Regions from separate parts of the Mus musculus genome. Here region 2 is linked to region 1. Evidence: chromatin loops called from intact Hi-C (ENCODE). Cell type or tissue: left cerebral cortex. All regions are shown on one strand. Links, peaks and the distances in the headings refer to the core of each region. The heading gives the core; the rest is flanking DNA.

Region 1 (4,713 bases), core at 766-3,265:
AGCGCCACAGAGCACCTCCCCCTCCACATCTCCACTTCCTCTTCTCACTTCTAGCATGTGCCTCAGTCCAGCTCTTCTGGGCCTTCTCATCTTCCTATTCCCCACCTGCCATGTGACCTCACAGAAATCATCCACTTCTGTGTCCTAGCTGCTTCCAAACACTGTGGCGACAGTGAAGAAGCCCAGGATCTCTGCTCTGCTCTTGAACCTCTCTGCTCTGACTTCTCTCTCTCTCTCTCTCTCTCTCTCTCTCTCTCTCTCTCTCTCTCTCTCTCTCTCTCTCTCTCCCTCTCTCTCTCTCTCTAAGAAAGGAACAGTCACATTCAAAATATCTAAAACTGTCCTCATGGCCTGCCTCTCCGTGTCTGTTCTTCCGAGTGTATCTCATTCTAGAAACTAGCCAGTCAGGCCAGAACCAGAAACCAGCTCGGTACACTTCTCCACCCACACGCAGCAATCAGCAAGCAAGACCAGACCTCCTTCTCTCCCTTCTACACTTCTCCCTCACTTGGGACCTCCTGGCTCTCCTCTCTGGACACATTGCTCCTTCCTTTGAGTTTAGTTAATGATCCCACATCAACTGGTCAAGCCTAAGTCCTTTATCCAATTCTTATGCTTCCCTTTTCCATCTCAGCGCCACTAAACTGCATGAAGCCATGCTATACCTTCCCTTCCGACAGGAGACCTGCCTACCCATGTCCCGTCAGGACTCATTTCAATCATCACCTACTCTGTGAAGCCTTCTGTTCCACATGAACTGCTGCATACCCTTAAAATATGCTCATTGAAGCATTAACCCCAAATATGGCTGGTTTTGAAAAGGGCGGGGGAGGCTCTAAGGAAGTAATTAAGGATAATATAAAGAGTATGTAAGGCTTTGGGGACACTGAGATAGCTCACCGAGAAAAGATTCCTGTCACCAGGCCTGACAACTTGAGTCTGATCCCTTGGAGCGACATGGTGGAAGGAGAGAATGAATTTCCACAAGCTGTCCTCTGACCTTTACACATACATTATGGAGTACCCAACCCCCACCACCAAAAATAGATGAATCGATTAGTGTACAGATTTTTTTAAATAGTGCAGCTCTGATCTGATAAGATTGGAACCTTTATAGAAAAGACACCAGAAAATATATCCATGTGCTCCTTCACATTTCTTCTCTCTCAGAAGCATGGAAAGAGAGGTGGACTTCTATCTAGGAAGACATCTCCCCAGAGACCTAACCCTGTCAGAACCTTGGTTTGGAATCTCTAGACTTTGGTACAGAACGATGAAGCTTTGTTGCTGCTGCTGCTTCCTAAATGATACTCCATCCTTACCCTTTTACCCTCACCCAGGACAAGCTGACCATCACTTCTTGTAATTTGCTCATGGGTCCACCCATCAGACTATCCATGAACTTATAACACAGCGAGCTATGTCTGTGTCTCTCACCCACTAACCTCGGACTCCTAGAGAGGAGAAATGGTGTGTTATCTGCATCCTTGTGATATTTCTCTTGTTCTGATACAGCACTTGCCCAGAGACAATTTGTGCTTGGTAAATTAGCTCACAAATGAAAAGACTTTCAGTTAATTTGTAAGGCTGACTATGAGGTAAGTGAACAATTTACACGCCAGCATAGAACTTTCTTTTCGTTTGGTTGGTTGGTTCGTTTGTTGCTGCTGTTGTTACTATTGCTGCTGCTATTTTTAGTTTTTGTTTTCCCAGACAGGATTTCTCTGTGTAGCCTTGGCTGTCCTAGAACTCATTCTGTAGACCATGCTGGCCTCGAACCCATAGATCCCTCTAACTCTGCCTCCGGAGGGCTGGAATAGAGGTGTGTGCCTGTGACTTGGCTCAGAACCTTCATCCATTCCTCACATCCTCTTGAATGATCTTATTCCCCACACAAAAGGGAACGCTTTGTTGCATCCTGCACCCACACCCTCCTTTCTCTTCTTTCCTTTTAGGGTGCTTGGTGAGTGACCTCCCAACAAGTAGTTTATGTCAAACCCTGTAGGTGCCAGACAACAAAGAAAATTAAAGTCGCTATTTCTGGAGAGCTCTCTCACCAACAAAATCTCAGCGCATGGCCTGGCCCCCAGGGTTTTAGGAACTCTGTCTCACTGCTGAACAAAAGTTATACCTCCCACTCATGATGGAGCCAAGACACAGGATGACTTTATCCACCTGAGAGAGGCGGGCTTGAGAAAAGAAGGAAAAGAAAAGGTCCGTTGAGGCTGCTGTCCAAGTTGCCACCTCTCTCATGCCTGAGCCAGCCCTCTTCTACCCTCAGGGGAGATCAGCTACCTTTGTGTTCCCTCTCCCCAGCTATTTATGACAATTTGCAACAAAGAGCTTGGACCTATATCTCTCTTAGAATTTTTCCTCTTTGAACAAGAGAGCCTCTTTTTTCACGCGCTTGAGCTACATACACTTTGGAGACAATCGATTTCGAAAGGTTTGTGAATCCACTTTGCCACCTCTTTCCTCAGTTAAAACTGCAAGGTCTCCGGTACGCTGTTATCTATGATTCCTAAGCTTTCAGCGCCTGTAGGGCTGCAAGGTCCTGAGGGGCCTTGGCCTTCAGCCTCCCCAGGACTCATTCTAGACTCCAGCCCCACCCCCTGCCCAGACAATCTGTAGCTCCGGAATCTGCATGTGTAGGAAGATGTGGAAGGGTCGGGGTGCAGTTGGGAAGCAGGGGAGGGAAGCAGCTGACCTCCAAAGCCACTTTTTCAGAGCTCTTTACATTAGACTGAGAAGTCTGTGTCCCTCTCCAACCGTGCTGGTGCTATTTTGGGACAGACCATGCTGGGCGTGATGAGGAGATACGTAAGCCAAAAGAGCCGTTTGTCTGTGATGCTGCCAGCGTCTCAGTATTCCCACTCAGGTGCTTTGATCTTACTCAGAAAGTAGCAGCAGCATTCACCTCTCTTTTCAAAGCATCCGTGTTCTTACTGACAGATCCCCGAGCAGCTACAGAAGAGGCTAGCAACGTCTCAAGGGCAAACGACTTCTAAGAAGTTCTTGACCAAGTCCAGATGTAGGCTTGGTAAAGAGGCCACATTAACGTGAACATACCATCTCTCTACCCTCTCTCGGGTACACATAAACTTGGAACATCCCCAGAAAAGCATTCTTGACAGGCTCAGGCCTCGTTGCTCAGGAGTAAAAAAAAAAAAAAAAAGACATTCTAGAAAACTAAAAATACAAAAACCACATTCTTTGCGGCACCTCCACACCACAGCACACATGATAAATAGGACTGAACAGAAAAATGTACACGCCAGAGGTAGACTGAGGCAACGCACTCTGAGTGTTCCCAGCATCCCTGCAGCCGCCAGCCCTGTTCCCAGCCCCAGGTTCCTTCCTTTCTCTGAGTTAGCTAGACCCACCTTACCTACTGATCTCCCCTGCCCTCCCTCTTGCCTTTCTCTCCTTTCTAGTCACTGTGGGTGACTATGGTGATGTCTATAACAGCCAAGAGCCTGAGGGAAGAAATGTCGTTTTCCAAAACTCTGGGCTTTTACCCAGCTGACTCATTCCACCTCCCTCCCTCAGTCCCAAACCCCAGTCTTCCGCCAGCAGCTTGTTGTCATGGTTACTCTAATCTTTATCTGCTTTGCTTGTTAAACAAGCTGGCTTTCCTCCAACCCACCTCCTGGCTGCCCCTACCTCTGTGACTTTACCCCCCTTGGCTCCATCTCCTTCTTTTCCAGTAGTGACAAAGAGAAGGTGCACAAATCCCTGTTCCCTTTTCTCACCTCTCTCCACCAGATTCCATCAGAGCAGTTTCTCTTCTGTTTATTCCTAATGGAAAAGTACCACTCAGGAGGGAAACCACACCTGGCTGGAAACTAAGGCTCTACAGAGGCCCTAGAGATAGAAGAGAATAAGGGACACTACTGGTGAAGTTCATTAAAAACTCTCTTGGTTGGCCAAGAAACTGATTGTTAGAGTTCTTTAACCAACGCACTGGGGTCTGTTGAGACCGCTCTGCCCAAGGAACCACCCACATCACACTAGAGCCTTGAATGCTTCTTCAAAGATACAGTCCTTCTCCAGAAGTCACACAGCACACCCCTCCACTCCTCCACTCTTTTCTTGTCCAGGGTGAGTCTCTTTAGGATGCTCCGGATTCAGCTGGTTCTTGCTACCTTGGAGAGCTTAATTCCACCCAAATGTCCTCCTTCTCTTGTTTCTTAAACCAGCTTCTCTATGCTTACTCGCTTTCCCCTCAGAATACAAGTATAGCTTTCCACCTTTAAACGGGGGCGGGGGGTCTCCTTTTGACTCAAGTTCTTGCCCACTGGCCACACCTTCAGCTTTGGAAATCCACCTTCTTGTCATTTTTCCCTTGGTTTGCATTCAACCTAGTGCAGAACATTTCCCTCCAGAATCATGGCAGAGCCACAGTTGTGAAGAGCTTTCCTACTGACTGACCTCAGTGCACCCCACACGGTTGGTTGTTCTCCTTAGCAAGTAGCTGGGATTATGCCCCAAAACACAGAGGTAAGTCTTCAAAGACATTTCACTGACCTTTGAATCTTGGCTTGAGTGTTTGCAAGTGCCCTAACTTTAGGCAAATGATTTAACCTTTGTTGCCTCAGTTTCCTCATATTTCACTGAGGTAGTAACTTATCTACTCTTTATAGTTAATTGAGATTATTAAATGAAGCAATATACATAAACAAAGACATGCCCCCCCACACACACCCCGTAAAT
Region 2 (4,713 bases), core at 1,562-4,061, 80 kb after region 1:
AAATTATAAACAAAGCAAAAGCTCAGAGTCACAGAGTAAGCAAAAGCATTCTTCAAGTAACCTTGCACACACACATACACACGTGCAGGCCCATACCCACATGCACGAATGCACACACACATGCACGCACGCACGTCATTCAGATGGGTCTAAAGGAAAGATGTGTGAAGTAACACACAGCCTAGGTTGCTGGAGTGAACGGACAGTCCTCAGGAATGCTGGGTTAAAAGTTCTACTCACAGAAGGAAACATGGGCAGAAAATACCCTGGGGAGAAAAATCAATGCTGCCCTTGGAAAAGCATAAGACAGACAGAAAGAACCGGAGAGCTAATTAGCACTGCTCAGAAGGCAAATTAAGGCCTTTTCTCTGACAAGCTGCAAATAGATGGGTAAGGAAGCGCTTCTGCCTCCCTCCTCCGGCCTCCAGCAGCTGGCTAGATGGCTGGAGCAGGTACTCCAAGAGGAAGTTGTAAACAGACAGAAACACTGCTCTGGGCTGCTGAGCAGAGTGTACAGGAGAGAAAGGCAGAAGATGGGAAAACAGTATTTACAATGGATCTGAAAGAGGCAAAAGTGGCTGCTTATTTAAAGTTGACGATTAAGTTATTCATTCAATAAATATTTGTCTTCTACCTACCACTCAAGAAGGACAAGATTCTTTTGGACAGCTAACCCAGTTGCGTTCTGGACATAATGTAACACCCTTAATCTCTAAGCCTTTGGGGCAGATACTTCTGTGACCCCATTTTACAGTGACTATGTTGAGCCTCAAAGAAGATACGTCATTTCTCTACTATCATCTCTAATTCCTAGATCAGGCTATCACTAACAAAGTCATCTGAGTCCTAACCAAGTTATCTGAAGAGACCCACATGAGATGACCCAAACGTGGGCCTTCAGAGCTCTCACCTTATGGGGGAGCCTGCTGGCTGGCAAACAAGTACAGAGACTCAATGAGAGCATTGCTCTCAAACAGACTCAGCTTGTTATTGTGTTTCTTTAATCTTGCACATTGCCCTGGTTTGCTGTGCCTGGCAATATGTTCCATCCAGCTCAATTAGAAATTAGTCTGTTCCATCATTATTCTGTGCAAATTTCATCTCCCTCTGGTATTTGTTTATTGTTGTTTTGTGCAAATTCCTTCCTTCCTCTGGCATCTATCAGAAGAATCGCTCACACGCCCCTCAATGCAGCAGCTATCCCAAGATAGGACCTCAGAAAAAAAAATCCATCAGCCTTCACAAGATCTGTGCAACCAATGCAAACCCAAGAACACATGCTAAGCCCAAAGGTGACTGTGGCTTCTCCAGATGCCTCTGGTCTCAAAGGGGTTTCGACTCCAAGTACGCCTTGGGGTGGCAGAGCAAACAAGTACCCCAGATCCCAGCCCAGCAGAACAGAGAGGTGCAGCGACCAGGTTGGCACTCCCTGGGAGTCCTCATTTTCTCAGATTAGAAAGTCAAGTGTTAGAAAGAGCTGGCTCTCCTCTAATTTAATTTGGCCCCATGAGGCAATATCACTGTTGCCACAACAGAATTGAACACCAGCAAAGCTCTATTCCACTTCTCCAGCACCCAACTCCATAGGGCTCAGAGTGAGAACTCTCCCATATAAAAGAAAAAACATAAACAAATCAAATCCTTCTTCTCAGAGATGAGTCTCGGCAGACACACTCTGGACAGCAGTTCATTTGAAATCTCACTTGGTATGTGTCCCCACAGAGGAAGGTAACACTGCCGTGCCTAAATAATGACTAGAGGAAGACATGAAGTTACCGGAAGTGTTTCTGTCTCACCCTGAACTCTGTAGCTAACAAATGTATAAAACAGAGCACAGATGTTTAAAACTGGCTTTGTAAAGAAGAACGTTACATGCGGATATTCCGAAGACAATGTTTCCTGTATACTACTAACTCCAGAGCAAGGAAGAGACATGACCATGCTACTCTGTTTAGCTTCCAACTCCCAGCTGTCCCTTACTAATACAGTCTTGTTTGTGTGAACAGAACACGACTCGGGAACACAGTGAGACGTCTGTGTCGTCGGGTCCTGCCACTATAGACTCGACTAACCATGGATTGAAAACATTAGGGAAAAAAATAAAACTATTTCTGGACCGAGCATGCCATGTTATCATTAATGGTGTCTGACAACTCTTTGAAGTGCATTAAACTTTGTTTATGTTTTATGTTTTATTAAAACATGTATTAAGAAATGGAGATGACTCAAAAGGTGCAAACAGGTTATATGCGAATGTGATGCGGTTTTATCTAAGGGGCTTATCTGCACAGTAATCCTGAAGCCAGTCCCCCACAGCCACTAAGGGACAACTGCACTTTGTTGTTGTCATCAAAGTTAAGGAATAAGAGACCCCCTTTCTAGCAGTTGTCTACTATAAGAAGATCCATTGTACCGGCCTTTGCTTCTATACTGTACTAGAAACTTTCCGTGAGAAAGGTCAAGTGTGACCACTATGACTTGCCTCAAATGAAGCAAGTTAAGTCCACGAATAGAAATTCATAGATAATGGCTCCTGCCAAGGCCTCCTTACAAGCAAGCTTATACTTTCTCTCTTGCTGTGTGTTGCCCAAAGAGGAAAGGCAGCAGCTTTGCACCAAACCTCCATGCACCTACACAGCACCTGCAGAAATTATTTTAAAAGTGCATAAACTTCTAACATGGGTGTCTTCGTAGAGATAACAGGTGTCTTGGAGGTGGTTTTGTTCCCAGAAGCAAAACCAAACAATTTGCTGAAGATCATGAATTTATATTCATTTCCAGTTATGAAATAGTAGAGGGTTTCTGAAGGCACTAGCCATCGAGGCCAAGGCAAGGAGCCTCAGCCCAAAGGATGAAGCACTTAAGAAAGAACAGGGAGGACTGGGCTTGGTGGCGCACACCTTTAACCCCGGCACTCAGGAGGCAGAAGCAAGTGGATCTATGTGCGTTCGGGATCAGTCTGTTCTACAGAGTATACATAGGGAATTCCAGGACAGCCAGAGTCATGCAAAGACCCTGTCTAAATTTTAAAAGAAAAAAGAAAAAGAAAAAAAAAGAAAAAGAAAAAGAAAAAAAGGGAAAGAAAGAGAAAAAGAAAAAGAAAAACTCGAAACCTGAAGAATCTTGTGGTGAAAAATCAGTTCTCTCTCTCTCTCTCTCTCTCTCTCTCTCTCTCTCTCTCTCACTCACACACACACACACACACACACACACACACACACACACTGGTACCCATATTCACACATACAAAGAGTTCAACCCTAGCACAGAGGCTTGAGGAAACAACCAGAAAGATGCAGTCTAAAGAAAAACCTTTAGAGTCAGATTTGCCTCTAGCCCAAGCCCCAAGCTTCAGGTTCACTTTCTCTAAAACAAACACAGTAATAATCACATCATGGAACCACCATAAAGCTCAAATAAGACAGAACATACAAGCCTGAGGATAAGGCTCAGTAGATAAAGCTCCTGTCCACCTGGCCAGCGTGATCTGACATCTAAGCACTACTTAGAAGATGCACTGGTTTGGTGGCCATGTGTAATCCCAGAAGTTAGGAATCAGAGACGAGGTTATTCCCAGGGCAAGCTGGCTAGCTAGACTAGCCGGAATCAGCCAGTTCCCAGTTCAAAGACCCTGTCTCAATAAATAAATTAAGAGCAAATTTAAAAAGAAAATGTCAACTTCAATTTTCCACATGTACCTGCACATATACATATGCACCCACACACATTCCCACACTCATTCTTACACACAAGCATGCACACACACACACACACAAAAGAAACAATATGCTAAAATACTTCCCACAGTGTTGCCTGACAAATAGAACACAGTCGATACCAGCTGCCTTTTCTCTCTCCTTCTCTGTCTTTCTGGGTTTTCTTTCCTTTACTTTTTATTCGCTTAAATGAGAATTCTTACAGCAGCTAAAATAAGGAGTCCTTACATACATATTATATAGTCCTTTACAATATGTATCTGTTGCAATACCATTATTTGCAAAGAAAAAGGAAGTAGTAATTTTAACAGAAAAGTGCCAGATTCGTAGCATTGCCTGCTAAAACCTTTAGCTTTACCATCTACAGGAACTATTTGCTCTTGGGGTGCAGATTCTGAAAGAAAAGAAAAATTCTCACGGGAAAAATCATCCCCCCAAAAGAACAGCCAATGAAAGAAAAGATAATGGGGGGAAAATCTAGGGGTATGTAAAGGAGTTTATTTGACTTCACGAAGTAAAAAGTCAGCAAAATGAATAATCTGCCTCCAGAAATGGTTATTTAAAGGTTTTTTTGTAAAGGGCTCTGGTTCCTAAAAAGACAGGAGTCACTGCATATGCCCACCCACTCTTCATTTATTTTTAAACTCTAGCTTATATGTTCCTTAGCAACAAGAGAAGCAGATGAGACCCCCCTACACACACACGCACATACACTCACACACACACAGTCCTCCAAAGCCCCCTTCTTCACACCAACTTTCATTCTACAAATATTCGTGTTCTTCGAGGCATTTCCACCTGCCTGCAGATCTCCACTCCACCACCTCAAATGATCCCCTACATAGAAGCTGTACCTCCTACTCTTGCTACACACTTCTGCATAGAATCTATTCCCCCAAGGGCTTCCTGAATCCACTCCACTACCTCCCACTAGTCCCCCATGCTAAGTCATGCCCAGAATCCTTTCATCAAGACCATCGGGTCCACTGCCACCTCT

The links. Hi-C counts contacts between places; a loop is a spot of excess contacts. Peaks named below come from ENCODE experiments on the same cell type or tissue, not always from the same donor. Only the 100,000 strongest peaks of a DNase experiment are listed, where the experiment ranks them.
Region 2: a loop joins it to region 1, with 2.1 times the contacts of the local background. A loop is called at or near these places in 3 of 42 quality-filtered maps.

The regions. Positions count from the first base shown.
Region 1 is chr6:37,213,057-37,217,769 of GRCm38, forward strand. The region is part of intron 1 of Dgki (diacylglycerol kinase, iota); the gene reads right to left. Among named protein-coding and RNA genes, the nearest start is that of Dgki, 85 kb to the right of the region's middle. In left cerebral cortex, for the core only: no CTCF peak of the experiment used is centred there; DNase peaks (open chromatin) are centred at 2,206 and 2,871; H3K4me3 peaks cover 89 bases; H3K27ac peaks cover 1,054 bases.
Region 2 is chr6:37,292,638-37,297,350 of GRCm38, forward strand. All of the region lies in intron 1 of Dgki (diacylglycerol kinase, iota), which reads right to left. Among named protein-coding and RNA genes, the nearest start is that of Dgki, 5.0 kb to the right of the region's middle. In left cerebral cortex, for the core only: no CTCF peak of the experiment used is centred there; a DNase peak (open chromatin) is centred at 2,683; H3K4me3 peaks cover 640 bases; H3K27ac peaks cover 125 bases.